Linked DNA regions of Mus musculus: all the other regions are linked to region 2. The links are chromatin loops, found by intact Hi-C in ENCODE. Cell type or tissue: heart. All regions are shown on one strand. Links, peaks and the distances in the headings refer to the core of each region. The heading gives the core; the rest is flanking DNA. Region 1 has its middle 44 kb from the start of Gm34185. Region 2 holds the start of Pnpt1 (polyribonucleotide nucleotidyltransferase 1). Region 3 has its middle 26 kb from the start of Gm34075.

Region 1 (10,415 bases), core at 1,373-9,372, 320 kb after region 2:
TGCCAAATAATTTTCTAGCTTGACTGGAAACTTTCTATCTCCCAAGGAGGTTCCTTGTAGCTGGGACAGCTCTGATTGGTAGGAAATTCTTTCTCAGACCTATTCAGTGTTGATGTATTTCCCCATATTGAGTAAAAAAGAATTCCTATTAATTAGACTCCCTAGAGTCTTTCCAGAGTTGACTTAATCTGACATCTCTGGGAGGAACACTTATTTACATTTGCAAAATTTTGTGGACACTGTCTTTTGCATTGCTGAATTCTATCTTAACTTGTCAACAGACCTGCAGTGGTCATTTAATGTAAAACACTTGTTGAACTAAACTGAGCATGTTCAAGAGAAAGTAATGAAGGCTTGGGGTATAGTGCTTACAGCATGTGTCATTGTTTTGGCAGCTATGTTTTTATGCTCTTAGTTATTTTATATGCATAATCCTTGCCTACATAGCTCACTTTTAAGCTCCTCAGGGTGTGGACCTGTCTTGTAGGTACAGTGTCTAATAAGCCTGACTCGTGACCTCAAATTCACATTGAAACTTTACAAGAAAATGAAAGCACAAGAACAGCCCACCCAGTCCCAAAAAAGGTATGGCTTTCCTTCTTTGCCTTAGGATAGTTGTGGTAGATAATGGTGGGTGGTTGATGAATCAGCCCAGGACCATGTATGCCTTTCTGAGGGTCTTAGACTGATGCCCCAGCACCAGCTTGCTTCAGCTGGCTAACAAAATTCTATTCTATTTCTGCTTTGGATATAGTGCTCTCCACTTGCAGAGCTAAACAGGGGTTAAATTGGTGCTTGGGTGTTGGCTTGGCAATCTGACAACCACATACCAGGAACACCCTTCTCCCCCTCATCTGCCTGCTGCCTGCAGTCTGCTTCCTCATTCTTCAGCCTCAGCAGGATTGATTATTTCTTTGTGGAAGCTCTTGGTTTCACCTAGGCAGAAGGCCCACCCCCGGCTTCTTTGCTGTCAGTGTGCTCTGTATGGTCTGGTCTGATTGCCGCCCCCTCTGTCTCTGTCTCTCTCTGTCTCTCTGTCTCTCTGTCTCTCTGTCTCTCTCTCTGTCTCTCTGTCTCTGTCTCTGTCTCTGTCTCTGTCTCTCTCTCTCTCTCTCTCTCTCTCTCTCTCTCACACACACACACTCACGCACGACACTGCTCCAGTACTATTTGCTTCCACCACTATCCCCTATGTTGTGCAGGAGGAAAGAGGTTGACTGTCTCACCTCTGTTTCTACTGAGCTACCTGACAGCACAAAATTGGAAGATGCTCTTCACATATTTCTGAAGGAATAACTTTTGTAATGGGTGTGCTATTCCCATAGAGAAATGTATACTAAGTGCTAGAGAATGCATGCTTCAAAGAAAAAATTGAAGCATGCCATTTATTTTTGAAGTTAAAGACTGCTTATATTGTCTGTGCATGCTCGGGGCTTTGTCAATTTAGGCATGACTTTACATGTTTTGGGTTAGCCACAGTGAAGGTCTTGTGATCTGTACAAGCCATGAGGTGAAATAGAACAAAACAAGGCGGTCAGTCCCTCAAGGTACAGAATCTCTGTAGATGTACCACAAGAGGGCAGACTACAGTAAGGGTGCAGTATCCCTTGGGTGTATCAAGGAAGTTCAGTCAGACAGGCTTGATAATCTGAATGAATGAGTACATGAGAAAGTCATCAGGAGGTGAGAAGTGAGTGTGTGAAGGATGTATCTGAGTGTAGAAGGGAGACAGTGGCAGAAAGCCCCTTAATGTTCATTCTTTAAGTACCTACTGTGAAATGCTTGCAGGGGGGAGATTTGTGATCCTATCATGTAGAGTAAAGAATATATCTGTCTATCAAGTATGAGCCGCAGAAACTCATTTACCAGAGCTAAACACACTTGCAAGGCTGCTGGGTACTTTGGCTTGATGCACATCCCTCCTTCTTATGTAATGTTGGTTTCCAGATAAGGTTTGCTTAGAGAGATGGGACCAATACAAACTTTCAATGTCAATCAAATAAGCCGTGGGCAAAGGGAAAGTCTGGGGGTTGGGTTACCTTGACTCAAGAGGGGTAGATCTCTTGATTAACAGAAATGTATCAAGCCTAGGACTGTCCATTAAGCCATCAAAAATAGATAACCATTTAGAAGATGGAGGCAGGTGGATGGCTCTAGGAGACTATTGTAGCCTAGATAGTAAGTTACAACTAGAGGTTCATAGTGAGACACTGACTTAAAGAAAAGAAAGGTCTGTGGTCATCATAAAAAGTAAAGGTGTATTTAACAGAGAACCGGAAGCATTGATTTTTTGAAATACCTCCTTTGAAAAATGCTTTGAACTTTCTAAACACTTCTGTATTTAGTGAGACTCCAAAAGTCTTTTGCATTGGCAAGGTTAATCTTCTACAGTTTTCTTTCTGTTGTTTGTTTTTTGTTTTTGTTCTTTGGAATAGTACATTGAAACATTAAGAATTTAAATGGATAATCAAACTCCTGGGTGGCCGGTGGCAAAGGCAAAAGTAGAACTATGGGCTCTTACTTCCAGGTCAATGACATTTGCAGTAATTTACTCCTTTGCCAGTGTAATAGTATGCCAACTCAGGAGAAACACCTTTGCTAATAACATGGCTCATCTTTGATGACCTGGGAAATAGGGCCCAGCTGTGACTGGGCATTCCAGAAGATGTTCTAAGCGATGACCACGAACCCAAGAATGCTTTAATATACTTTGATATTAACCCAGAAGATTACTATGTATTGTAATGAGTTTCTGAAAATTTAAGATAAATTAGCCATTTTCATTTTTATTAGATATTTTCTTCATTTACATTTCAAATGCTACCCCCAAAGCCCCTAAACACTCCCCTTGCCCTGCTCTCCAACCCACCCACTTCTACTTCCTGGCCCTGGAATTCCCCTGTACTGGGGCGTATGATCTTCGCAAGACCAAGGGCCTTTCCTTCCATTGATGGCCAACTAGGCCATCCTCTGCTACATATGCAACTAGAGACACAGCTCTGGGGGTTACTGGTTAATTCATATTGTTGTTCCTCCTATAGGGTTGCAGACCCCTTTAGCTCCTTGGGCACTTTCTCTAGCTCCTTCATTGGGGGCCCTGTGTTCCATCCAATAGATGACTGTGAGCATCCACTTCTGTATTTGCTAGGCACTGGCACAGCCTCACAAGAGAGAGCTATATCAGGGTCGTGTCAGCAAAATCTTGCTGGCATATGCAATAGTGTCTGGGTTTGGTGGTTGTATATGGGATGGATCCCCAGGTGGGGCAATCTCTGGATGGTTCCTCCTTCTGTCTCAGCTCTGAACTTTGTCTCTGCAATTCTTTCCATGGGCATTTTGCTCCCCTTTCTAAGAAGGAACAAAGTATCCACACTTTGGTCTTCCTTCTTCTTGAGTCTCATGTATTTTGCAAATTGTATCTTGGGTATTCTAAGTTTCTGGGCTAATATCTGCTTATCAGTGAGTGCATATCATGTGTGTTCTTTTGTGAATGAGTTACCTCACTCAGGATGATATCCTCCAGATCCATCCATTTGCCTAAGAATTTCATGAATTCATTGTTTTTACTTGCTGAGTAGTACTCCATTGTGTAAATATACCACATTTTCTGTATCCATTTCTCTGTTGAGGGACATCTGGGTTCTTTCCAGTTTCTGGCTATTATAAAAAAAAATGTCTGAAATTAGCCATTTTCAAATGTATAATAGGAAACTTTCTCCTTTGGTAATTACACCATTTTTCTAAAGACCTGTATTTCCATAGCATGCCAGGCATGACTGTAAACTAAAAATATAGCACTGAATGAAAAGGGCAAAGTTCTGCTTTGCTCATAGGCATCTTGTAGCTGAGGAAAGGGAGTTAGTGAGAGGGTAACCGAAGCCACATATATATGGCACATCAGAAGTTATTCAAGGACTTAGAGCAGGGTGAGTATGCCTGTGTGAGTGTGAGTTTGGGCTGAGTTACAGTTCTAATGAAGATGGTTAGAGAAAGGACTCACAAAACCTTGGAGCACATTTAAGTATCTATTTTAAATAGTGACAAAATCCATATCGTTAAAGTGCCTGTAACTGTCATGTGAATATACACCCCACCCTCCAGGACTCACGTATATATGAGATCTAGCATTTGTTTTTCAAATTAACTTCCAACTATTTATGTATCTAAATGATGAGGTGAATTTGTTTTTTGCAGAGCTATAAAGATGTGGAATTAAGCTGTCACAAATCTTTGCTTGTTTTGTTTGTTTGTTTGTGTGTGTGTGTTTGAGGACCTCCCACTATTTAGCTCAGGGATAAAATTTCACAATAAATTTTGACTTGAAAGTTTTTGGGATATCATGAAAATGGGAATGACGAAAGGCATCTAGGTGATGAGGCAAATATTTGGCAAGTCCTGAAGCACTTAGAGCAGGCTTTATTAAGTGCAGCAGAATTAGATGATCATTACTGTTTATTTTTATCTGGGGTCAAACATAATTAAAATAAAACATTTTCTGTAGCTTTCCAAATTAGCCTAACAATTTATTGGTCTCCTAAGATCTTTGTAGATGGTAATCTTGGCTCAAAGTTCTAAACCAGAGCGTTCTCTAGATCTGGAAAGAAATCGGAAAATAATTTGTTTTAAAACAAAACAATACACACTCCAAGAAACACCATGAGAAAATGCTGTGACATGTTGAGAACTTGTTTGAAAGGTACTGTTAGATTGCATAGTGAGCTCAGGCCACAAAGCCCATTTTTTCAGTGGTTTAGAACTCAAAGATTTAGGGAGAAATGTCCCAGCTGCCCCCTTGTGGCCAAATGGAAGGATTTGCTTCTTTGTCGCAATAGTTTTGGGAAACCATGGTATTTTCCCATTGAAGCTAGTCATGAAATTAAAAACAAGACATTTCACATTCTCAGGTGAATTGTAAAGACCATCCTCTCAATAGAAGGCTGTGTCTACCCATTGGTACACACTTCTTAGTTATGGAAACCTCTGGCTCTTGGTAGGTAAGAGAAATTCAAACTGTGGCTCCTATCACCACCATCGCAGTGGTGCTGTGGGGATTAAAGAAGAAATCCTCAAGTCTATCAAGTAGTCAGTCTCCAGAGAGTAGAGGCTCCCTACTGAAGAAACAGGGATGGGAAATAACAAGTGGAACTCAGACAGTGCTAAGTGAAAGCTAAGTTATGCAACCTGAGAACATGGGCTTCAGTTTTCACATAAATAAAACAAGTAACTCAAAAGCAATTAGTTTTCCTTTTAGCTCCAGAACTGTAGATGGGGGCTGATTGATAGGGTGGGATGGCTTTTGGTCTCTGGGACTTTGTTTCCTTTTGGCTATGTATACCTCTATAATTAGTGAACTAAAGACCCATTGAGGATAACATACAATGAAACCTTTGAAGATTGCATGGCTATTAGGAGACTAACAGGGCATTGTGAGACTTTTTAAATGTTTTCACAAAAGTACTGAATTTATTAAATATCTGCTGTGTGCTGTGAATTTATTCTAGGTACCAGCAATACAACATTTGGAGTTGGGGAACACTCTTCAAAATAGTTGTAGTTTGAAAAATATTGTTTTCTTTTAGATGGTTCACAGGGTTCATTACATGCTCACAGCACACCAATGATACTTCGCATGGAATGTCTTCAAGAATTGTTGAGGTAGGGGCCATTTTGAAGCCTAGCAGAACAACCAGGGAATAAGCTGGGTCTGAGGCAAATCCTGGAGCTAAGTGAAGTGTGTCCTTTGCTGCAGCATGTGGTAAACAGATGAATGGTCCTTGCGGAAACTGCAGATCAGGGGCCATTTCTTAGAAAACAAATTCATCTTGGTGAAAATATCTTTTCTATATTCTCTGTCCACATCGTGGAATGTTCCATTAAAAATGTTTTAATCATTTTGATCAGGCAACAATTATTTTCTTTGGTTTATTTTCTCAGTTTCTTTTGTCTGCTTAAATGTATAAAGTAGGGAAACACCAAGTAGGCCACACTCATTGTTTTGGATGTGAGACAACTTGAGCTGTACATTACTAAAATTAAGTTAACTTTTAGTTACATGAGCAGACATGTGCACATTGTGGTTAGGCTATAGCTGCTGTGAAAAAAATCCCCATGTTATCCCAGATTGCAGTGAGTTTTTGGAAGACCCAGACAGAATTCCCTCACCACGCTTTGCCATGGTAGTTTCAAGAATTCATACACATCATCTTCTATACACAGCCTCATTGTCATTGGACCTAGGTCAGATAGAACATTTGAACTCCGTTCAACTTTGCAAGAAGAGGATCCTGGAGTCCAGTGATTTGTTTTTGGGGTGGTGTTTGGGGAATGACCAAGTCTTTCAGAATCATTCAGCATATTCCACAAAGAGCTGAAGAGTGGTTGGGATGGTTTGTGTACTTGTGAGAGATTGCGACTCAAGAGACTAGAGAAGAAAACGGTTTGTAAAATTTCACTTAGAGATTTGTAGACATAATCAACACCACTCCATGTTCATAACAAAACAAAATGATAAAAAGAAAAAAACTGGTGATTTTTTTTTCTGGTCTCAGTTAATAAAACTGATTGAAATGAAACCATGAAGGTGAAACAAGAAATATACTCTACAAAGAGAGGGTTGCTAAGGAATGATGCAAAATTTCCCCTGGTTAAAGATATGTCTGCTAGGTAAACCTCTATATAGAGAGTATATGATATTTTTGTGCCTATGGTGACAACATGGTGGCTTTCTTGAATAGCTCATGTAGAGAAGATCTGAGGGAGGCAGTGTGAAGACTCCAGCAGAACATGGACCTGAGTACAGAACATGGCACATGATAGTTTCTGTGCTCTGAGGTTTTAGGTAAATTCTTTAATCTGTTTCTGTAGGGAGTAGAGAAAGCCTGAACAAGTGAAATCCTGAGTAATGTGTGCATTGACCTGAGCCAGACCACATTAAAGGTTCTAGAGCCTCATGGTCCCATGGAGAAATAGCAAAATCCTGGGGTGAGGTTCAGAGGTAAATGGCAAAGTCTTCAATGGGGAGCTACGTGCAAGTGTTAACATTGTGTGCAGAAAATTTCTACCACAGGCCACCCCCCTTCCGCCCCAGTTTTTTATGGGTTGAGGACTGTTCCCCAGCAGAGACTGCTTATAACTAGATTAGCTAAATGTGTCTCCTTGATCCAGCTGTGCCCCATCAACCCTGTCTCCCTGTTTATCTGTATGCCATAACCCTGCTTCCCTGATCCACTATGTAATAAACATGCTGAGATTCTGAGCTGCTGTGCCTCCTCCAACTGAGAGCCTAGACAGCCTGATCCCAGGTTTGTCCCTGTGTCTGTCTTGTTTTCATGCCTTCACCACCTTAGTCAGGTCCATCTCTGGAGTCATGCTGGGCACGACATGGTTCCTTACTTGTAAACCAGGGCTTTCCTTTTTTATAGGCTTCAGGCCTTTAAAATGCCACTGTTTTCTAGGAAGATTTCACTATATACATGGGTACTCCTTACAGTCATACCTATCAGCATGACCTAAATAGATAAAGGAGGAAAACAAATTGTTGGGATGTTGTTGCTCAAGTTAAGAAATATGTGAGAATTCAGACTCTTTATTCAAATGTTAAAAGGATACAAGTAACAATGGAAGCAACTGAGTCTTTACCCTGTTGCCTACATGAAAACTTCTATGTAGGATTCGTACTTAGGTGCTAGGATATGTGAGTTTATGACTTGCACATCTAGCTAGAAGACTTCTCTCAAGTATCTTCTTTGCTGGTTGGGAGCTGAAGGCGACTGTTGATTACATTTCATGCAGACTTCTTTCCTACATTCCTTTGGTTCTCAATGCTATTTAAATAGGTCAACCACTGAGTGCACAGTAACGAACATAGTTCTTGCTTCTTCTTCTTGGCTAAGACAGTGTTTATTGCATTGTCTTTCTAGAACGTAAACTCAAGTGAGAATTCAGATTACAAGTGAAGCAGATCCTACTAAACCTGACTGAGTATGGCAGATTTTGTTGACCTAGCGATCTTAGTCTAGAGCGTATGCTAACTACCATTAGCTGCCTCCTGTTAGAACTGTTTTGTGTGTCACAAATATATGCAACCTCTCCTCTGATCTCCCTGTATGCATATGTTCATGTTTATGCATTTCTTTGGAGGCCAGGGGTTAGCCACATTGTTCCCTGGGTGCCATCTATCTTTTGTGAAACATGGTTTCTCACACGACTAGGACTTACCCAGTATGCTAGGCCATTTGATCCCATGCATCTGCCTGGATCTGCCCCCTTATTGCTGAGGTTAGAAGCACACACTACTACCCTACATACTTAAGTGGATTGTGGGAACCATGCTCATATCCATATGCTCTCAAGACAAGTACTCGACTGACTGAACTCTCTCCCAGTCATTTGCCTGATTTTAAAAACAGTATGCAAACCAAAGGACTATCACTAAGGCAATCCCCCTGTCTTTTCTAGCCTGACATTTTGTGATCAAGGGTTAGGTAATCCAGGATCTAATAACAACTGTGTCTATTACTTATTAGCAGAGGGACCCTACAAGAATTTAGCTTCTTACCTATAAAGCCAGAGCTTATAGAGAAGATACAGGGTTTTAAAGAACAACTACATGGGTTAAAGCACTTAGAATAAGGCCTGGCTGTAGTAGGCCCAGCGGAAATGTTTAATATCATCACAATCTCTTCATGTTCTCTCACTAAGTGACCACACCCCACTTTCTGTGAAGCCTGGAAAGAGAGGAAAGATAGGAGGGAATTGAAGCTTCATTGCTTTAATGAGGACTGACCAACACCCAGAATCCCAGGTACCTTTTCCTCATTTAATTTTCATACAGATCCATTTCATGGATTCTCATCTAGGCATAGTTCATGTACATCTTACAGAGGTAGAACAGACCTATAGGAATTTATTCATGGCAGAGTTCTGACTTAAATTTAAATTAATCTTATTCCAGATGCATTCTTTTGTTTGAAAGGTAATCTTTTTTGAAACAGGGAAGAGTTATTTGTATATATATATTTTTAAACAATGTTTGCTAGGAAGTATTCCATAGGTAATTTATTGGAAGTTGGGTTCTAAATTAATCCACTTGGATCCAGGTTACCAGGGACTATTCAGGAACTCACTAACCCTACCAGTAAAGTTCTGCCTCCACAGGGGGTCTTGCCTATACCTGAAGCTCTCAATACATATAGTTTACCAGCTCAATTGCATTCAGTGGGATAGAAAGAGGGAGAGAAAGAGAAAGAGAGAGAAAGAGAGAGAGAGAGAGAGAGAGAGAGAGAGAGAGAGAGAGAGAGAGAGAGAGAGAGAGAGAGAATGAGAAGCTCTCAGTTTGGGAGGATCTGGACAGGACATATAGTTTTTTCAAGCATCTGCTTTGATTACCAGCATGCTCTCAAGATGTTAAAACCATTTCCTCTCTTCAAAATTTCCTTAGGAATACAAAGTGGATAGGAGTTGAGTATGGGGATAAGCAGGTAAAAGGGAGAAAAGAATGAGAGTGGGACACAGGTCTGCAGAGACCAAGAGAACAGGGATAGGAAAGGCAAAAGCTAGAAGCAAACTCTTTGTCAGAGTCACAAAGTGACTTTTGGCCAAGAGGAACCTCCAAGTAAGGAAAGGAAAAACCAACCAACAAAAAACAAAAAAATCCAAACCAAAAGCAAGACACATGTGCAATAGTTCCTTATGTGAAAGAGTTCCTTTGGAACTGTTAGGTTCTCCTGAAACGGCTGTCACTTTTGATAGATGGAAGAAAGGTGTGGGAAGTTTATGTCAAAGAAAATTTGCTGTGATAAATCACACCTAGGCTTTCCCATTGGAGTCTAAGTCATATCCCTCTGTAACTCTGAATCAGAAACTGGGAAAGGCAATTTAGGATACTAATTCCATTTATTCTAACGTGAACACACATACGTGCTTGTTCATATGCGCGCGTGTGTGTGTGTGTGTGTGTGTGTGTGTGTGTGTGCTTGTGTTGTGTGCATGTGTGTGCTTGTGTTGTGTGCATGTGTGAATAGAAGCAAGGGACAGCAACAGTTTCTAAGGCATAATCTGCCATGTTTTCTGGTGCCTCTTTGCTTGTTTATTTATACATGGTCTGGTTTCACATTGGTCAGGAGCTTACCAAATAGGTGAGACTGGCTGGCCAGTGAGTGAGCCCCAGGAATTTGCTGTCTCCTACATTCCCAGCACTAGGATTATAAATGCCTGCTACCACACCCAATATTAGAGTTTTTTTCCTATTTTTAATTTTTTTGAGACTTTGATACAACATATTTTCATCATTTTCCTTCCTCTTCCTCCTATCTCCTCCAACACACAACCCTATCTATGTCTTAAGGTTTTATTGCTGTGAAGAGACACTATGACCACAGCAACTCCTTTTTTGTTGTTTGTTTGTTTGTTTGTTT
Region 2 (10,415 bases), core at 1,042-9,041:
AAATGTTATCCCAAAAGTCCCCTATACCCCCCACTCCCCTCCCCTTCCCCCCACTTCTTGGCCCTGGCATTCCCCTGTACTGAGACATATATAGTTTGCAAGACCAAGGGGCCTCTCTTCCCAACGATGGCCGACTAGGCCATTTTCTGATACATATGCAGCTAGAGACACGAGCTCCGCGGGTACTGGTTAGACAGGGTTTCTCTGTGTATCCCTGGAACTCACTCAGTAGACCAGGCTGGCCTCGAACTCAGAGATCCGCCTGCCTTTGCCTCCTGAGTGCTGGGATTAAAGGCGTGTCCCACCACGCCGGGCTACTCATTTATTTCTTAATGCAGGGCTTTTTAGATTCTCATTCAAACTTCCTACAGAGTTCCCAACAGTCACTTACTGCTATTCATATTCAGGTGTCAGCACAAAATGATACCAATCACATGGTTTTTTAAAGTAATGCTTTTTAAAATGACTTAAAATAGAATGCATAAGATGATCAGAATTCTTTAGAATTTAGCTTTCTCTAGAAAGAATTATAAAACTTAACTAACTTAAAAAATATATCTGGTAACAAACAAAGCAGCATTTACCTGAGTATCATAAAAATAGCCGGCTGGAAAGAGAGGGCGAATTGAACGATCTGTCAAAACAAGACAAAGATATTAAATAGTCCTGACAGAGCTGCTTTAGAACAAAAACCTATTGAAATAATAAGATAGCTGTTGAATATGTCACAGACACAAACAGGTGTTAAGAAAAGCATTAATTAATACTTTCATTAATATGGACCATTATCTAAAACAAAGTCAAGGAAGAGACTGAATACTAACAGCAGACAAAAAGAACATATTTCTTTGGTTTACTATGACTGAGGAATACATGTAAATATATATAAGCTAGCAATTATTGGATAGGAAAAGCTATAAGCTATAAATGATCCCACAGTATTTGCAGATGTCAAAGATTGGCTGGTGATATAACTTAGTATTACATAGCTCTGGGTTTCTTCACCACCACCAACACCACTACTACTACTACCACCACCAGCCTCTCCTCTTCTTCCTCCTCCGCATGTACCTCTTCTTTCACAAAAAAGACTTAGAAGATGACAGATACACTTCAATAGCTGATGAATACAATGCTTTTAGGAGTTACTAAGTTGAACATAAAAATGAAGAAACACAAAGAATCAACAACAAAACAGGCATGGGCATGGGATTCACACATTCTATAGACTCATTTAGCCAGTGTTTACTGACAGCCTCTTCATCAGGCTATACAATGTACTGGGATTTGGCAGTGACAAAACAAGTTGTTCCCTCTCATGAAGCATTCATCTGAGGGAGCAGAGAGTAAATACTATCTGGTAACCGTCACACAATGAAAGGTAGCTGAGCTGACTGGAGAAGCACTGTGCCAGAAGGGGAGTGCCTCTGCTAAGAGCTTACCTATTACTCGACTTGTAAGAACCTCTCTGTCAGAGGAGCCAATCTCCCTTCTAAGGTAGTTTGTGGGGATTCTGCCTGCTGCAGCAGCCTTCTGTCGGTAGTCCACCTGAAGTAGCAAAGAAGAATTAAAGTTAACACAATTCCTTTTTTAAGTAACAATATATCCCAAGAACTGCTATATATGTCTTAATTTTCCTGAGGTTGCCAACAACATATTTTACACTGCAAGTAGATAATATTTTATTTGCTTTTAGCATTCTCTTGAGACGCTCACAGGAAGAAAAGTATATAGAGTACTTTATAACCAACTAATTTAAAAAAGCCCTTCACTTAACAGCCAGATGACTGACTAGTCTCATGACTGTCTACAGTAGCTTACCTTAAGCACGTCAAATAGTGCCCCTTCCCCTGCTTTCTGTGCATCAACTCTGTGAGACATAACTGCCTTCTGCTTATCATATTAGAAAGACACAAACATCCTAATGAATTCTTAGCATATAGTTGCAGACCCCAACTGGAAGAAAACCCACAAAAACAATGAATTAATTGCTTCCTTAACACCAAAGTACTCCTGTACTCCCACTGACCTCATCAAGCTGGATGTTCTGAAGTAAGCCCACTCTTAGCAAACACTTCATTCTCTTAATTGACACATAGTCCCAAACACTACAGGCCGTCATTTCTGACATATTTTAATCTTAACTTCAGACGCTTCAACAGGGTAGTGAGAATTCTCCGTATACACTATTCTAGAGGCCCATATAAGTCAGCGTACTTACCACCAACGGCATGAATTGGGAAGGCGAAGCTTTTGTTTTGCTGACTGCCGTGACCATTACTGCAGTATCGCCTGACTTGATTGAAGATATAGATATAAAGAAAATCAGTAAATTTCTTTGAAATCAGACATTAATGTGTAAACAGTAATTGAATGACTCTCTGCTCCAAATAAACTCAATGGAAGACATCTGTCTGTCTGTCTGTCTGTCTGTCTTTCTTTCTCTCTCAATAATGTCTCATTATGTAGCCCTGGTTAGCCTGGAATTCACTATGTTGACCTCAATCTCACAGAGATCTACTTACTTCTACCAATAGAGGTCCAGGGCACTGGGTTTAAATTCTTGCACCAGCAAGCCTGGTTCAACAAAAGACCTCTTATTTCATATGACCACAACTAGTCCAATTCTGATCCTTTCTATCTGACCAAGGTCAGTATTAGAATATTCACTGATGTTTTCACATGAAGAAATGGCTAACAGCTTAGTCACATCAATGGACTGAATCATATTTTTTACTCTTTAAGAAGAAATTTAGACTATAAAGAAAAATTTCCAAGGATTACAATGAAAAAAAATAGCGAGAATGCTTTTTCTAGAAAGGCATAATGAATTTTATTAACAGACTCCAATACTGCCCACAGTTTAGAAGAGAACTTAAGGGTATTTAATATACACAACACTGACTTTGATGGCTTAGTGTGGTTCTGACACTAGAAATACCCTTAGTAGGGGTTGAGGAGATGGCTCAGAGGTTAAGAGCACTGACTGCTCTTCCAGAGGTCCTGAGTTCAAATCCCAGCAACCACATGGTGGCTTACAACCATCTGTAATGGGATCTGATGCCCTCTTCTGATGTGTCTGAAGAGAGTGACAGTGTACTTGCATACATAAATGAATAAATCTTTAAAAAAAAAAAAAGACCCTTAGTAGTGTCTGAACTAGTTCCCAATACCACAATGATTACTTATGATGCTACAAAGATACCCAGCCACTATGATTAAAGCAAAAACTGGTTTCCTACCTGTATCACAGCACAGCCATCAGCAAATCTTGCCAGTTTCCCAGAGGATATTTCTAATTTTCTGTTTAAAAGGAAAAATGTAATACAAGATACCAGTACAAGTCTTTGCTAAGTAAAAATAATTGGAGAATCGAGGGGAAAAAAAGAATGAAATGCTCCCAATTGTCAGAGAAAAAAAGAGTAAGTAGGAGTTGTGACCATCAAAAGCACAAGAGATTTAAGCGCAGCTTAAAGACAATGAGAACCAAGGCAAAAGATGCATCTGGAGAAGGAAGTATGGTAGGGAGAAAACGGAATTCCTAACTATTAACTCCCATCTTATGACTCAGCTCAGTCTCTTATCGTCCCTTGCTTTGTTGGCTGTATTAACCCAACACACAAACTGTTCTCTTCCCTATTAAAATAATTTTAAAATTTCTCTATTACTTTATGGAAAAAAATACAAACTTTTGAATATTGACTACAAAGACTTTCATGTTCTGATATATAACAGTGTTTTGTACGCTAAGTTAAAAATAATAAAGACTATCTTCTGATAAATAACATTTTGAATGCTTAAAAACTTAACAAAGATGTTGAGATGGTCACATACTTCATATAAAAATAAAAACTCAAAATAGACTCATATGTCCATCCATCTTGACCCAGTTCTGACCCTCAATCTTTAGCTGAGCTCTACCCTCTGGCTTGGCCCTATGGGCCTCCAGCTGCTCTCCAAATGGGACTACCAGCTGTAGTCTCTCAGTATGTGTCTTAGCTCTTTGCCTCTAGTCTAATAAGTCTTTCAAATCTTTGAACTATGCAGCATCTTTAATATGCACAGAAATATATAGAAATACACAAATATTATTAGTGTACAAAGTATAATGTGCAATCAGAGAGTTGGTATTAGTTAGCAATTGATGGTGGAATAAAAGCATGTTTGTCAACAACCAGATTATATCAAAGGAAATTTGAACGACCTGACAAATTGCGATATCAGAACTGAAACAGTATGTTATTCAATGAATTCTAATAATGCAGAAAGTCAGAAAGATTTTGGGGGGTAGGGAGTACATGTAATTTTGATTGTTCCAAGAAAGCTATTAAGTTTATGGTGTTTACATGTAATTTTGATTGTTCCAAGAAAGCTATTAAGTTTATGGTGTTTTGTTGTTGTTGTTTACTTTGTCTCATAACAATTTACTTTTCAATATTATATTGTATAAAATACCTCCAAATACATAGTGGACCCATAGCATAGCTAGCCTCTGGGGTTTGGAAGTAGGCATTTGGGAATAAATGGAAGAGTTCTGAAGTTTCTATATGCCAAACCATGTGAGTGAATGCCTACCTAAATACTCTATGAACATAAACAAGAAGATTGATAGAATGAACAAGCAGAACACAGTGATGGGAAGAGTAATCGGATGCCAAGGGAGGACACGGGGCAGCGGCCTGCCACAAAAAGTAGAGCTTTAGGGAAAAGCTTTAAAAAAACCTATTATTTAAAATATCCACATATACACCCCCGCCGTGTGTCTTGTTAACTGAGAAATTTGCCTTTTTGACCTTTTGTTGGATGGTAACTGTACTTTCACTACAGGTTTAACAGGACTATGTGCATCTTATAACTGGCATTCATCTCCGGCTCACACCGGCCATCAGTGGACCTGGGGCACGGAACGATAACGCATTACCTAGGGTTTCCTACTTCAGAGCTCGAGGTCTCGGAAAATAGAGAAAGGATGTCTGGGGCACAGGCAATAGGACTCAGGAAGTTCACCGCAGGGCTAGGAGGAAGATGAAGAGGCAAAAGGCAGCGGCCAGCTTGGGAAAGGGAGACAGACTTTAAATCCGGAAAAAGGAAATCTCGACCTTAGGTTTGGAGTAGAGAACTTAAGAGACTTAGGCTGCTTGATTCCTACCCTGGGGGGGATTTGACTTCTGGGGCTGAATGGACAAGACAGACGCCGCGTGAAAACCGCGAACTCACACCGTTTCTCACCTGTGTCCCAGGTCTACAGTCACCGCTCTGGATCCGGTGCTGCTCCACAACGCTCGCATCTGCAAATAGCTGAGTGCCCGATTCCGCCCGGGCCGGCCGAGGGGGCCGCAGCCCAGCGGTCGGAGGCACGGGCACAAGCAGCACAGCCTGCAGGCCGCCATGACACCCAGAGCGTGGAAGGCCTGGGCAGCGCCTCATTGGCCAGCACTCCTGTGGGCGGAGTCGGACGCAGTTTCGTTTCCGTGGAGCCTGCAAACTGCCGGGAAAGCAATCCTTGCAGGCTTTCTGTAATTGCCAGAGTCAAACCACCAGAATGCGTTTCTTTCAGTCAGCTTTTATTCCCCCACCCTTATCGGTGAAAAATAAGTACTACCTTAAAAAAAATGTATAGATTTAAAGAAAGCCCTTTAATACTTCCCGCGCCGTGTGTGTGTGTGTGTGTGTGTGTGTGTGTGTGTGTGTGTGTGCGCGCGCGCGCTAGTGTTATCACGGTTTGAAAGAAAGTCTTAGAACAATGTGTTTAATAAATGTAACAGTAAATAAATACTGAACAACTCACGATTATTTGGTTCTTACCTAAAGATCTAGGTTTGTGTCTATGGAAGGCCACCTGTAATTCCAACGTTCAGAGGCTGAGAATGAATCCATGAATCATCCTGGCTTGTTAGACTTGCCTGAGGGCTCCAGGTTCAGCAAGGGACCCTACCTCAAAAAATAAGTAGAGCGCTATCAAGCAAGACACCGTACTTTAACCTCTGGCTTCCACACATTCTTAACGTACACACACACACACACACACACACACACATATATATATATATATATATATATATACACACACGCGCACGCGCACACAGGCACACACGCCCAGTCACCTGCACACACTGGTGTATCCACACACATGCAAACTCGCACACACTTAGACACAAACATAACAAAGCAAAGCAAAACAAAACAAAACAAAAAACAAGAAAAAACTTTTTTTTTTGAGAACCCCTTGAATAATTTACCATTCATTCAGTTGTAAGTTTTGGAGAGGTATATTAAAATGGGAAGGAGTCTATGTTTCCTAATGTCACTCTAAAATAATTAGAATAGTAGTAATTTTGAGTCATAAATCAAAAGGAAATAAAAGCATTGATGTTATTCGACGCGTTCTCACGACCGGCCAGGAAGAACACCACAGACCAGAATCTTCTGCGGCAAAGCTTTATTCTTACATCTTCAGGAAAAGAGAGCAAGAAGCAAGAGAGAGAGAAAACGAAAACCCCGTCCCTCTTAAGGAGCATTCTCCTTCGCCTCGGACGTGTCACTCCTTGATTGGCTGCAGCCCATCGGCCGAGTTGACGTCACGGGGAAGGCAGAGCACAAGTAGTCATAAGATACCCTTGGCACATGCGCAGATTATTTGTTTACCACTTAGAACACAGGATGTCAGCGCCATCTTGTAACGGCGAATGTGGGGGCGGCTCCCAACATCTCCCCCTTTTTCTTTTAATAAGAGCAAATAGGCCACCCATATTAATGAGAGTGGAGATAGAGGTCAAATCCCCAGTGTGTAGGTAAAGGAGCCATGTACAGGATTAGCTCTTAGGCTTACAGGCTTTTACCCAGAGCAACCCTGACCTGCTCCCGTGTCGTTTTGCCTGGGGGAAGGGAACTAGGACACTGAACCTTCATGAAAGATGACATGTCTCCCTAGAATAGGCTCATATATGCCGCAGAGCCTTTCCATTGCAGTGCTTAGCCTTGCAACTCTCTCGGGCTGCTGAAGCACACTCACTCTATCCCGTGCAATGAGTCTAGCCTCATGGGATATAAGAGCTGAGTGGCCAGCGACCTATTGCCTAAGCATAGATAACCATATATCAGGGGGAGCTCCATGTTCTAGTCCTGCAAGCGCCTGGGCAATAACCACCTTGTCTCTCCTAGTTTAGGCCTTAAGCTTACAGACCAATCAAAGAAGCAACACTAATCCACAGCAAAGTGTATCTCCAAATAATATTAATCCCACCCATTTTTTAAAGAAAGAAAATGCTGAGGAGATCCAATTGGGTAATCCTTTGGTCAGGGACAGGTCCAAGCGCGTGGAGTTGACCTGAATGATGGCAAGCCTCGAAGGGTCTGTTCAAATTCAGCCATCCAATTCTGTAACATATACTGAAAAAGACTTTTTGACAAATTAGCTGCCCTAGTAAATTTAACATACTGAATGGAAATAACACACAATCCCGGAAACTTTTGTTCACATCCCTGCTGAGTTATTTGTCATAATACATCTAGTTGTATCTGGACAAGATCTATGAGTTGATTAACCAGCATGAGACCTCCCTGTATCTTGACATTAGCTGAGGCCTGTTCATCTATGACTGTAGTCACTGAGGCTGACAAAGTGTTAATGGTGTCAGTCATCTGGACCTGTCCAGACAGAGCCAAGGCTGTCTGAATTAAGGCCAAACCCAGTTCCCAGTTAGTGGTAAAAAAGCAGGAGAATACTTGAGCATTATACATCACCGTCATTGGGAGTGGAAATGTCGACATTATCCCCCAACGCTGCTCTCTCTTTATTATTGACGCCCTGGACATCACCAAGACGAGGGACATTAGTATTTCCTTGGTCAGTCTGGATTTTTCGGGTGAGTCTTTCTGGTATCCAAAATGGGTTGTTTTCATTCTGTGGGAAAACACAGATAGCTCCCCTGGATCTTATCAAGATAGGATCCGGGCCATACCATTTATTATCAAGGACATTTTTCCATTTAACCATCTCATTGGGCCTATCTGGCTCTGAACAATGACGTTCAGCCGCAGTATGGCCATGAACATCAATATTTAAAAAATTGAGTGTAAAGAGTGCCAAAGACACCGACACTCTTGGTGCTCGGGGTACAGTCTCCTCAAAAGTTCCCCTCTTCTGTTTTATAAGATAGGCTTTGAGGGTGCGATGCGCACGCTCAACAATACCCTGTCCTTGAGGGTTGTATGGAAGTCCAGTCAGGTGGGTTACGTCCATCTGACGGCAGAACTGCTGGAATTTTTGAGACGTATAAGCTGGTCCATTATCAGTCTTAAGGAGTCTGGGTTTCCCCCAAGCACTCCATGCCTCAAGACAATGTTGAATCACATGTGAGGCTTTTTCTCCAGTTAACGGAGAAGCAAACATGATGCCAGAACATGTGTCAATGGACACATGGAGATATTGAAGTTTTCCAAAGGAAGAAACATGTGTAACATCCATTTGCCAGACCTGTAGAGGTCGAATACCGCGTGGGTTAATTCCCACATGAGGAACTGGCAAGAACTCACAGCAGCTTTGACATTGAGTAACAATGTCACGGGCTTCTTTTCTTGTCAAGGAGAAACGACTGCGTAATGTTTCAGCCGTCACATGAAAATTGTTATGAAAATTTCTTGCAGCCTCTACCGGGGATGATAGGGCAGCAGCCACCACTTTAGTGGCCTTATCTGCCAAATCATTTCCCAGAGCCATGGGGCCAGGTAGGCCTGAATGGGCTCTAACATGAGTAATATAAACAGGAGATCTTCTAGATAACAAAACTAATTGTATCTGCTGAAAAATATTGGCAACTCTACTGGAAGGCTTAATCACTCCAGCCACTTCTAAAAGATTTACTGCATTAACCACATAATAGGAATCTGACACAATATTAAGGGGTTTTAAAAAGGTTTTTAAAACTTCTAAGACCACTAAACATTCTACCACTTGAGGTGAATTTTCATTATATTGTTTGGATACCACTTTACCATTAGCCACATAGGCACCTATGCCAGTTTTTGATCCATCAGTATATACCACAATCCCATTTTTAAGTGGGTTTCTTACTGTTATTTGTGGAAACACAACAGATTGATTTTGGGCAAACTGTAAGATTGGATGTTTTGGATAATGGTTATCTATTTTTCCTGAAAAGGAGGTAACTAAAACTGCCCAATCATTAGATGCGGCTGCCAAGGTTTGAACCTGTGCAGCGGTATAAGGTACAATTAAAAGATATGGACTTTGCCCAAAGTGGGTGATTGCTGCTTTTAGGCCTTTAAGGGCAAGCTGTGCAATTGCATCAGGATACCAATCTATTATTTTAGCTGGGGATACGTTTGGATGGATCCACAACAATGGCCCATTTTGCCACAAAACTGCAGTTGGCAATTGTGCTGTCTTAAAGACACACAAACTGAAAGGCTGCGAATCCTCAATACGTTGTAATTGTGCATTCTGTAAGGCTTTTTCCACTTTTTGTAAGGCCTGGTTAGCAGCTAGAGTAAGAGTCCTAGGGGAGGAGATATGAGGATCTCCTTCTAAAATACTAAACAAAGGCCTTAACTCAGCGGAAGGAATCTTTAAAAAAGGTCTGAGCCAATTAATATCTCCCAACAGCTTTTGAAAATCATTTAAGGTATGGAGGTGATCTCTTCTTATCTCTACCTTTTGGGGCACAATCTTATCTGGGGACACCACAGAGCCCAAGAATTGTCCTGTATCAGAAATTTGGACCTTTTCTGTGGCTATCTGTAAACCCCACTGACTTAAAGTTTTAAGTAGAAAAGGATATGCCTTTTGTAGCATGGTAAGGTCTTTATGGCACAGGAGGATGTCATCCATGTAAAGGAGCAAAATTAAAGAGGGGAATTGTTCCCTCACTGGCAAAAGAGCTTTTTGTATATAAAGCTGGCACATTGTAGGACTATTGGACATCCCCTGTGGTAAGACCTTCCATTGATACCTCTTATCAGGTTTAGCAGAATAAGCTCTCTGACCCGTTAACAAGTCAAAAGTCCAATCTCTCTGCTCTGGAGTTAAAGCAGCAGCGTTTGCTCGGGCCTGCGCCTGTGCCGCCTCCTGCCACAGAGCTCGCCATTCCACATATTTGGCCATACTAGGGAGAGCGGCTTTTGCAATCATTTGCCAGTCGGCAGGAGTTAGTGCCATGCTGGCAAGCCTGTCTAACTGCACCAAGGCAAAACCAGCACTGATTCCACATTTACGGACCGACTCGGCAAGTTCCCCAATCTGCACATATTCTACCGGAGCGTGGACACGCCCACCCTCGGCTCCTTCAAAGACTGGAAATGCCTGCTGTATTTTCCCCCGCTCCTCTCGGGGAATGAATGAGTCTGCGCACTGCCTCTCTGCGCACTGCCTCTCTGCGCATTGCTGACGCACTACG
Region 3 (10,415 bases), core at 1,204-9,203, 520 kb after region 2:
GTGTTGGAGTTTTCCATCTATTATCCTTTGAAGGGCTGGATTTGTGGAAAGATATTGTATAAATTTAGTTTTGTCATGGAATACTTTGGTTTCCCCATCTATGGTAATTGAGAGTTTTGCTGGATATAGTAGCCTGGCCTGGCACTTATGTTCTCTTAGGGTCTCTATGACAACTTCCCAGGATCTTCTGGCTTTCATTGTCTCTGGTGAGATGTCTATTTAATTCTGATAGGTCTGCCTTTATATGTCATTTGACCTTTTTGTTTTACTGCTTTTAGTATTCTTTCTTTGTTTTGTGCATTTGTTACTTTGAATATTATGTGATGGGAGGAATTTCTTTTCTGGAAATTTTCAAGAAGTCTACTTGAAGTTCTGTAGACTTCTTTTATGTTCATGGGCATCTCTTTCTTTAAGTTAGGTAAGTTTTCTTCTATAAGTTTGTTGATGGTGTTTACTGGCACTTTAATTTGAAATTTTCACTCTCTTCTATACCTATTTTCCTTAGGCTTGGTCTTCTCATTGTGTCCTGAATTTCCTGGATGTTTTGAGTTTTTGCATTTTTCATTCTCTTTTACTGTTGTATCAATGATTTCTAAGGTATCTTCTGCACCTGAGAGTCTCTCTTCTATCTCTTGTATTCTGTTGGTGAGTTTTTCTATCTCCAGAATTGTCTCCCTTTTTTATTTCATTATTGTTTCTACTTCCATTTTTAGATTCTGGATGGTTTTGTTCAATTCCTTCACCTGTTTGGTTGCAAAATTTGAGAGGCAGAGCAAATGAAACAGGCACAAGAAGATATATAGAACATTTAGTCAGAAAGCTGATCTCAGTGCCTGGACAAGAGGCCTTAGTCTTCAGAAGCATTTTTCTGAACCGTAGACTCTGAATATAGAAGAGAACCAGACTCCAGGGATTCTCAATATTGACTGAGATGGTTCTGGGTAAGATGGTTAGCAAAGATAAGGCTTCATGGTCACTAGAAAATAAGTATGTGGTTTAATTCTACTAGTCCAGTTTAGTAATTAACAGTGATATCTCTACCATGTCCATTTTCTGTTGATTAATAAAGGTATAATTGATAAAATAATAGCAGGTAGGATTTATTTGTAGTTTCCTGATGCTGTCCCTGGCAGGCTCTAGTATAAAGAATCAAATAGAATTCTTGTCTGGGAAGCAATTTTTAACAGTATCTATATGTGCATGTGTGCATGTATGCACAGCTGTGTGCACGTGTGTGTGTGGGGGGGGGCTGGATTTGTGGAAAGATATTGTATAAATTTGGTTTTGTTATGACATATCTTGTTTTTTTCTGTCTATGGTAATTGAGAGTTTTGCTTGGTATAGTAACCTGGCCTGGCATTTCAACAAATTCAAAAGAAGATAGGCACACAAACATAATGCTACCTGTAACAACAAAAATAACAAGGAGTAACAATTACTTTTCCTCAATATCTCTTAACATCAGTGGACTCAATTCTCCAATAAAAGACATAGACTAACAGAAAGTCAGATATTAAAACAGCTACATCAGATTGTTCATTAGGTAACTTGCTTGAAATATCTTTTTCATCCTTTTGCCTTTGAGCTGATGTCTTGACTGGAGGTTAAGGTTCATTTCTTGTGTGTGTGTGTGTGTGTGTGTGTGTGTGTGTTTCTCTTTTTGATTTGCTGGTCAGGGATTAATCATTCCTTGTGTTTGCATTGGTGTCATTACACTCTTTAGGATGGAGTTTTCCTTCTAGAGCCTTCTGTAGAACTGGGTTTGTACATAAATATTGCTTAAATTTTGTTTTATCGTAGAATCTTATTGTCTTATTTCTCAGTTATAGTAATTGAACTATAGTAGTATTAATTATAGTAGTCTGGGCTGGCACCTTTGGTTTCTTAAGATATTGAAGCACACATGTCCAAGCCCCTCTCACTTTTAGAGCCTTCAGTGAGAAGTCAAGAGAAATTCTAATAGGTCTCCCTTTTCATGGTACTTGGTCTTTTTCCCTCACAGCATTTAATATTCTTTCTTTGTTTATTATATTTAGTGGTTTGAGTATTGTGTGCTGGGGGGACTTTGTTTTCTAGTCCAGTTTATTTGGTGTTCTGTATGTCTTGTGTACCTTGATAGGCATCTTCTTTTTTAGGGAAATTTTCATACATGACTTTGATGAAAAATATTTTTGTGCCTTTGATCTGCATTCTCTCTCTCTCTCTCTCTCTCTCTCTCTCTCTCTCTCTCTCTCTCTCTCTCTCTCTCTCTTACCTATTATTCTTAGATTTGGTGTTTCACAATGTCTCAGATTTCTTAGATGTTTTGTGACAAAAGTTTTTTAAATTTAACATTTTTTTGATGAAAGTATCTATTTTTTTCTATTGTGTCTTAGATGCTTGAAATTTAATTTCTTTTATCTCTTATATTTTGATGGTGAGACTTGCCTCTGAGGATCTTATTCAAGTTCCTAAAACTTTTATTTATATATTTCCCTCAGTTTGGGTTTTCTTTATTGATTCTATTTTCACTTTCAGGTCTTGATGAGTTTTATTCATTTCCTTTCATTGTTTGTGTTTTCATAGATTTCTTTAAGAAATTTCTTCTTTAAAGAGATCTATAACATTCATAAGGGCTGTCTTAAGGTCTTTGTGCTTCAGATGTGATGTAATACTCAGAGACTACTGTGGAAGTGCTGCTGGGTTTAGTGGAGACATATTTTCCTGGCTGTTTCTGTGTTTTAGGTCCCTATATCTTCTCTTTCATGTTGGGTGAATATTTTATTTCTAGGTTTTTTTTTTTTTTTCCATATGTGGTAGCTGTGTGTTTCCTGGTAGGGAATACTTCTAGGATCCTGATAGGTGAGGCTACTGGGTATTCTAGATAAAATGTGTTTCTGAGCATTTGGAATTGATACTTAGCCATATGTATAGGCTGGAAGAATGGGGCTAAAGGCTCCACGGGAGAAAGTGAAGAAGGATATTCCACCCGATCTGCTTAAACCCTAGGAATGGGGTCCGAGAGTAAAGAGAGGTCACAACAGGGAGTCTTGTATAGAACTGGTCATGAGCTAGAGAAAGTATCCAAGAGCTGAAGGGGTCTGCAATCCTATAGGTGGAACAACAATATGAGCTAATCATTAGCCCCCCAGAACTCATGTCTCTAGTTGCATATGTAGCAGAAGATGGCCTAATTGGCCATCATTGGGAAAAGAGGACCCTTGGTCTAGCAAAATTTATATGCCCCAGTACAGGGGAAAGCCAGGGCCAAGAAGTGGGAGTGAGTGGGTAGGGAAGCAGGGCGGGAAGGGGAGGGTTTAGGGGACTTTTGGGATAGCATTTGAAATGTAAATGAAGAAAATATTCAATAAAAAAACTGGTCATGATACTAGGAGATGGATATGTGGAGGGAGGGGTATAAACATCTAAAGCTGGCCTGCCTACTTTGCTGATAGGCTTGGATGGTGGGTTTCCAGGGAACACTGTTGTAGTTGGGGGCTGTTTTAACAGTATAAATGAGAAAAGATGTTGAAGAAGATATGGAATTGGGGGAGGGTGAAGGCTGGAGAATGTGGTTTGCTACAGAGATGGGGTAAGGCCTAGTGATTGGATTTGGTGGAGATGACAGAGAGGGGAGTATCTGCAATTAGACTACCTGTCTCCCTGGTTTGTTAGGCCAGCATGTTTCTGGGAAATGCTGTGCTGGAGTTGTGGGCTGGCATAATGTGATGACTTTGGGAAAGTAAGGTTGGAGGAGAATGTCTAGGTGATTCATTAGAGATGAGGGTCAGAGAGGGATGGATCATACTGCAAGTGTTCTGCTATAGAGCGGGGAATTAGCCTGAAGTGTTAGATTTCGAGGAGAGGAAGGATAGGTTAAAATCTTCAGTTAAGATACTTAATTGCCTGGCTAGACTCAGCCCTCTCCTCTTTCTTTTTCCTTTTTCTTTCTTTTTTTTTAAATTTTATATTGGTTATCTTAATTATTTATTTACTTAATTAGGTCTTTTCTTCGTTTACATTTCAAATGCGATCCCAACATTCCCCCTTACCCCCCACCCCCACCCACCCACTCCCACTTCTTGGCCATGGCGGTCCCCTGTACTGGGGAATATAAAGTTTGCAACACCAACTAGGCCATCTTCTGATACATATGCAGCTAGAGACACAAGCTCCGGGGTACTGGTTAGTTCATATTGTTGTTCCACCTATAGGGTTGCAGATCCCTTTAGCTCCTTGGTTACTTTCTCTAGCTCCTATGTTGGGGGCGGCTCCAGTCCAGACAGACCACACCAGGTCAATGCGGTTCCCTGTGGCCGAGGTTTATTTGTATGTGGAGAAAGGGGGTGGGGGGACAGAGACAAAGGGGAAAAGAGAGAGAGGAGAAAAAATGAGTGAAGGTCAGGAAGAGTCTGCTTTTTTTTTTTAATTTTAGACTTTAGAGTATTTATTTAGCTATTTTCTTCATTTACATTTCAAATGCGATTCCCCTTTCTAGTTTCCTCTCTGAAAGTCCTCAATACCCTCCCCCTGCCCTGCTCCCCTACCCACCCACTCCTGCTTCCTGTCCCCGGGGTTCCCCTATACTGGGGTATATAATCTTCACAAGACCAAGGGCCTCTCCTCCCATTGATGGCCGACTAGGCCATCCTCTGCTACATATGCAACTAGAGACACAAGCTCGGGGGGGCGTGGGGGGTATTGGTTAGTTCATATTGTTGTTCCTCCTATAGGGTTGCAGGCCCCTTTAGCTCCTTGGGTACTTTCTCTAGCTCCTCCATTGAGGGCCCTGCGTTCCATCCAATAGATGACTATGAGCATCCACTTCTGTATTTGCCAGGCACTAGCATAGCCTCACAAGAGATATCTATATCAGGGTCCTGTCAGCAAAATTTGTTGGCATCTGCCATAGTGTCTGGGTTTGGTGGTTATTTATGGGATGGTTCTCCAGGTGGGGCAGTCTCTGGATGGGCCTACCTTCTGTCTTAGCTCGAAACTTTGTAACTCCTTCCATGGGTATTTTGTTCCCCATTCTAAGAAGGAACAAAGTATCCACACTTTGGTCTTCCTTCTTCTTGAGTTTCATGTGTTTTCCAAATTGTATCTTGGATATTCTAATTTCTGGGCTAATATCCACTTATCAGTAAGTGCATATAATGTGTGCTTTTTTGTGATTGCGTTATTTCACTCAGGATGATATCCTCCAGATACATCCATTTGCCCAAGAATTTCATAAATTCTTTATTTTTAATAGCTGAGTAGTACTCCATTGTGTAAATGTACCACATTTCCTGTATCCATTCCTCTGTTGAGGGACATCTGGGTTCTTTCCAGCTTCTGGCTATTATAAATAGGGCTGCTATGAACATAGTGGAGCAAGTGTCCTTATTACAAGTTGGAACATCTTCTGGGTATATGCCCAAAAGAGGTATTGCTGGATCTTCCGGTAGTACTATGTCCAATCTCCTGAGGAACTGCCAAACTGATTTCCAGAGTGGTTGTATCAGCTTGCAATCCCACCAGCAATGGAGGAGTGTTCGTCTTTCTCCACATCCTTATCAGCATCTGCTGTCACCTGAATTTTTGATCTTAGCCATTCTGAGTGGTGTGAGGTAGAATCTCAGTGTTGTTTTGATTTGCATTTCCCTGATGAGTCTGCCTTTTATTTAGGCCCTGAGGTAACTGCTTGCAGGTAAGGGTGGGAAGTGGACTCTGGAAATGTGATTGCCATGGCAACAGATTCATGGGTCCCTGTAGCCTATGGGTTATGTCACTGGGTTCAGAGGTAATCTACCAAGTCAATTCCTGATACCAAAAGGAGAGCATGGTAGGAGCAATGTAATACAGTATTTATGCAGAACTCTAGGCTTAAAAACAAAATAAAACAAAAAAACCTTAAAAGTTAAAACATTTGAATAGCTTTATAGTTTCCTGTATGTAAAATTGAATTCTGTTATCTATCTATCTATCTATCTATCTATCTGTCTGTCTGTCTGTCTGTCTGTCTGTCTGTCTGTCTGTCTATCTAGTTTGTCTAATTATTTTGTTGACTGAAATGAGTGTGTAGGCAGAAAGCAATTGAAAGTTGTAATAGGCTGCCATCTACTGGAGAAGCAGAACAATAGATTTTTTTTAAAAAGTGTTGCAAGGGTAAAGAACTTAAATGTAAAGCAGAAGAAAACAAAAGAAGAGATGTGATGTTTGCTTAATACTGGAAATTGTCATGCCAACTCTAGTATGCAATATTTGTGATATTTTGTTTTAATATTTGGTCAGACATTAGACATCTACAGAAACCTTCAGTATTTTCTTAAAATCCTACCACTTTCAAGACATTTGCACTTTCATGATACAAACGAAAAGTGGGGTCTCAGTGAGAAAGACTCACCCATGCTCTCTATCTGAGTGACAGAGGATGAGCCTTTGGTACTTCCATCAGTGGGGTTGCCCTCACTTAGATCATCACATATACATTTGGCTGAACATAACATGAGGGATGCATTACCAGGTTGAGCATCTCTGCTCTTGGCTGGTTTGACTTAGAGAACTGTGTGATTGATACTGCTCTTTTACTTGGCTCTAATATTTCCTTGTTTGTGCTGTGGACCCCCATAGACACCTTCACAGAGACAGGGACTTCTGAATAGCTCTGTGGCCCTGTTTAGTTTCAAGGTAATTGAGCAGTTGGTACTTTAGGTCTCATTCTAATGGGAAGGTGGAGATGAGAGTGACCTTGGCTTCACTAAAGTGGTGGTATTCCTGGAGTATACTGATGAGGCACAGATCTTGACTCCAGACTTCCAAGAGAAGAAGATAAACTTATTTGTTTAATTTGCATGGAATAAGAATGGAGAATAAATGATGGTTATACTGAGGTTATTTTGTAGAGTTTCATCACAGAGATGCTGACTGCTTAGCCTCCAGTTCTCCTAAGGGGACCATATATCCTGTCACAATTCAGAGAGAGTCTGAATATGATTAGTGAAGATGGAACTACATGTATGAAAGAAAATAGGCTTCCTTGGGAGGTAGGGGAGGGAGGAAGACAAGGGGAGGGAGAGAGGAAGTATAAGAGAGAGAGAGAGAAAGAGAGAGGGAGAGAAGAAGAAGGGGAGGAGGAAGAGGAGGAGGTGGAAAAGGAGGAGGAGAAGAAGAAGGGGAGGAGGAGGAGGAGGAGAAGGAGAAGGAGAAGGAGAAGGAGAAGGAGAAGGAGAAGGAGAAGGAGAAGGAGAAGGAGAAGGAGAAGGAGAAGGAGAAGGAGAAGGAGAAGGAGAAGGAGAGAAAGAAGAGACTGGATTCTGCAAATTGAAAAATCATAAGCTTGATGAAGATGTTGAGTCCTAGAATAGGAAGATAATAACCCTAAATCTTAAAAGTTTATCCAACCAGTCAGATGAAGAAATGACATTTATTTATTCTAAAAGTACTGAGGTCCTACACCATGAAACTAATGTTTATGATGGCTTCTAGAGACATTAGCAGAGCCTTTACCTCAATGGTGGAGAATTAGCAGGGAAGATGGCCACAGGTAAAGGTACACAAACACCAGATAAGCCAAATACATGAGTATAGAGAAGGAGGTCCTGGGAGGCACGGCAATCAGAATTGAGAGAAAGGGAAAGGGGTACCTTAAATATGAAGTGTCCTTTCCATTCTTTAAAGAATTTAAAATTATTTCAAATTAATTTTCTATTAAAACGTAAGTTGAGCTATGTATATGGCATATGATACTGTCATTTCTGAATGCCATGATGGTCAGCTATCAGCAAGCTTATGGGATCCAGCCTCATGTAAAGTTTTAAAGCATGTTATCTAAAGTCATCCTATCACAGTGGCAGGAGGCACCCACCCTCATCCCCTCCAGCCTAATATTCAATTTGCAGGTTTTACGGCTGATTTTTAGCTATTTCTTTGGCTGTTTACATTTACAGCATAGTACGATTTCTTGATTTTCCATTTTAATGATATCTGCTAATTTTTTTTTTATTGTGAGGATGTAGACTTGGCTGTCTTCTGCTAGCACTATCTTATGTACTGCATTCCTCTATTTTGTGGCAATGTTATGATTTCTACCGAAATCTCTTTCCATGTTTGCTTCGTTGATGTCAAGAGGGAACTCCTGTCTGTTTTATGAGGATGGAGCTGAGCTAAATATTACAGTGCACTCTCTGACTCTTGGCTCATATATTCACTTGCTTTTCTCTTAGATAGGAAAGGCTTGATCTGGTGGGCATTGCCTGTGGAACAGCCTGTTGTCTGTCAGTTCCTTTGGAAGTTCTCAGGAAACAAAGAACATTCTTTGCACTTACTTCTAAGGCTGGCTCTACCCTACTGAGTGGAGAAATCTACCCATTTCTGGTATTGAAAGTCCAGTTGGCACTCAAAATCAAGGTATATGATCCAAATAAGTATTTTTGTTTGCTTGATGTTTTAAATAACTAATGTGCTTCTTTCTTTCAATTCTGGGGTTTGGAAAGTCCAAATATCAAGGTAGAAGCAGATTTTAGAATATGGTGAAGGTCTCCTCCATACAGACAGCTGCTAATTTTAACTCCATACAGTGGAAACTAGCCAAAGGGCTGTATCACAGAGAGAGAGAGAGAGAGAGAGAGAGAGAGAGAGAGAGAGAGAGAGAGAGAGAGAGGCTATTTTGTCCTCATTCTAAATTCCTAAGGTTTTTTTGTTCCACATTGTTTAAAACATGGGTAGACAGACAAAGTGATTCGTGAGGCCCCTTGGAGAAGTCAGCAATGTGCCATGTGGTTCTGAGGCTTTAGGGTTTCTAAGCTTGTCAGTAAACTCCCCTCTACAAGCTCATCACTTCCAACGACCACCCTTTAGGTCTTCCCCAATATAGAGGCAACTTCCTACCTCTGTCCCACCAGTTCTTCTGTTCTCTGATATTTGGTCTACTTTGAGTTTCTTTTTTATTTATTTAATTTTATTTTTAATTTATTTTTTACACTCCATATTCCATTATCTGCCTCTTCATCCACCCTCCAACTGCTCCACATCACACATCTCCTTCTGACCCCACCCCATCTCCATGTGGATGCTCTGACCCCCCCACCCTACCTGACCTCTAAACTCCCTGGGGCTTCCAGTCTCTTGAGGGTTAGGTGTATCATCTCTGAATGAACACAGACCCGAAAGACCTCTACTGCATGTGTGTTGGGGGCCTCATATCAGGTGGTGTATGCTGTCTGTTTGGTGGTCCATAGAGGTTTGAAAGATCTCAGAGATCCAGATTAATTGAGACTGCTGGTCCTCCTACAGTATCGCCCTTCTCCTCAGCTTCTTTCAACCTTCCCTAATTCAACAACAGGGGTCAGCTGCTTCAGTCCATTGGTTGGGTGCAAATATCTGCATCTGACTCTTTTAGCTGCTTCTTGGGTCATTTGGGGGGGCAGTCATGATAGATCCCTTTTTGTGAGCGCTCTGTAATAGTGTCAGGCCTTGGGACCTCCCCTTGAGTTGGATCCCACTTTGGACCTGTTGCTGGACCTTCATTTCCCCAGGATCCTCTTCATTTCCATCCCTGTAATTCTTTCAGAAAAGAACAATAATGGGTCAGAGATGTGACTGTGGGATGGCAATCCCATCCCTCACTTGCTGTCTTCCTGCTGGAGGTGAGTTCTATAAACTCCCTCTCCCTACTATATGGCATTAACCAGCATGCTCAAACTTGGTTTCCTTTCTTTCTGGTGCTGAACCCTCAATTTTATGGATTCTATGGCTTTCTCATTCTTGGTTTGTGTTTTAAATTGGCGTCTTACTAATGCTTTTTTTTAAAGTATAGAATTACATGTTAGATAAAAATTCCTCTGAATGTTTAAGAAAGTATCCTCTAGAATCTCAGCATGACACAGGGCACTTCAGACCCCTCTTATAGATACATTCTTCAAGGTATCAGAAAAGTTCAAGTGCTGTCTCATTTAAGATGTCTGTCCCTCCACAGTCTTGTTTTGTGCTTCTCTTCTTCCCTGGATTCTCTTTTGTCCTGAAGGTAGAACATTAGGCAATTTCCAGATTGGATTGTCCGTTTGTATAATTGTCTCATCCTTTTCACTTTCTATCAGAATTCTTATACTTTATCTTCCTATATAAGAGCCAAATTTTAATTTGGTTCTTAGTTTGCCTTGAATTCCTGCCACCAGAACTTATGTTCCAAGTCAGAATTACTGCTCCTTTGTAAGAGAAACCAGCAACCTTAAGCTCAAGTCCATGGGGGTGAGGGTGAGAACGGGCTACACAGCCTACGTTCTTGAGTTTATGTAGAGGATTTAACTCTTCCTTTATGAAATCTCAAACAATGGTTTTTTTCCCCCAGCTTCTCTTTATATATTTGTCTTTAGGAGTAACTGATATGTCTAATTTCTGAAGCACATTTCCTGAAGCACAAACTAATGGCTTTTATTGATTTATTTTATTTTATA

Evidence for each region. Peaks named below come from ENCODE experiments on the same cell type or tissue, not always from the same donor. Only the 100,000 strongest peaks of a DNase experiment are listed, where the experiment ranks them.
Region 1: a loop joins it to region 2, with 10 times the contacts of the local background. A loop is called at or near these places in 2 of 42 quality-filtered maps.
Region 3: a loop joins it to region 2, with 5 times the contacts of the local background. A loop is called at or near these places in 11 of 42 quality-filtered maps.

Annotation. Positions count from the first base shown.
Region 1 is chr11:28,803,224-28,813,638 of GRCm38, reverse strand. No RefSeq gene overlaps it. Among named protein-coding and RNA genes, the nearest start is that of Gm34185, 44 kb to the left of the region's middle. In heart, for the core only: CTCF peaks have their summits at 1,574 (motif pointing right) and 4,789 (motif pointing left); no DNase peak of the experiment used is centred there.
Region 2 is chr11:29,125,733-29,136,147 of GRCm38, reverse strand. It overlaps Pnpt1 (polyribonucleotide nucleotidyltransferase 1), which reads right to left and starts at 5,404. Exons shown (of 28, transcript NM_027869.2): 1 at 5,230-5,404; 2 at 3,243-3,303; 3 at 2,222-2,296; 4 at 1,443-1,548; 5 at 585-634. The coding sequence starts at 5,390. In heart, for the core only: a CTCF peak has its summit at 5,387; a DNase peak (open chromatin) is centred at 5,417; H3K4me3 peaks cover 1,591 bases; H3K27ac peaks cover 1,371 bases.
Region 3 is chr11:28,606,618-28,617,032 of GRCm38, reverse strand. No RefSeq gene overlaps it. Among named protein-coding and RNA genes, the nearest start is that of Gm34075, 26 kb to the left of the region's middle. In heart, for the core only: a CTCF peak has its summit at 6,082 (motif pointing left); no DNase peak of the experiment used is centred there.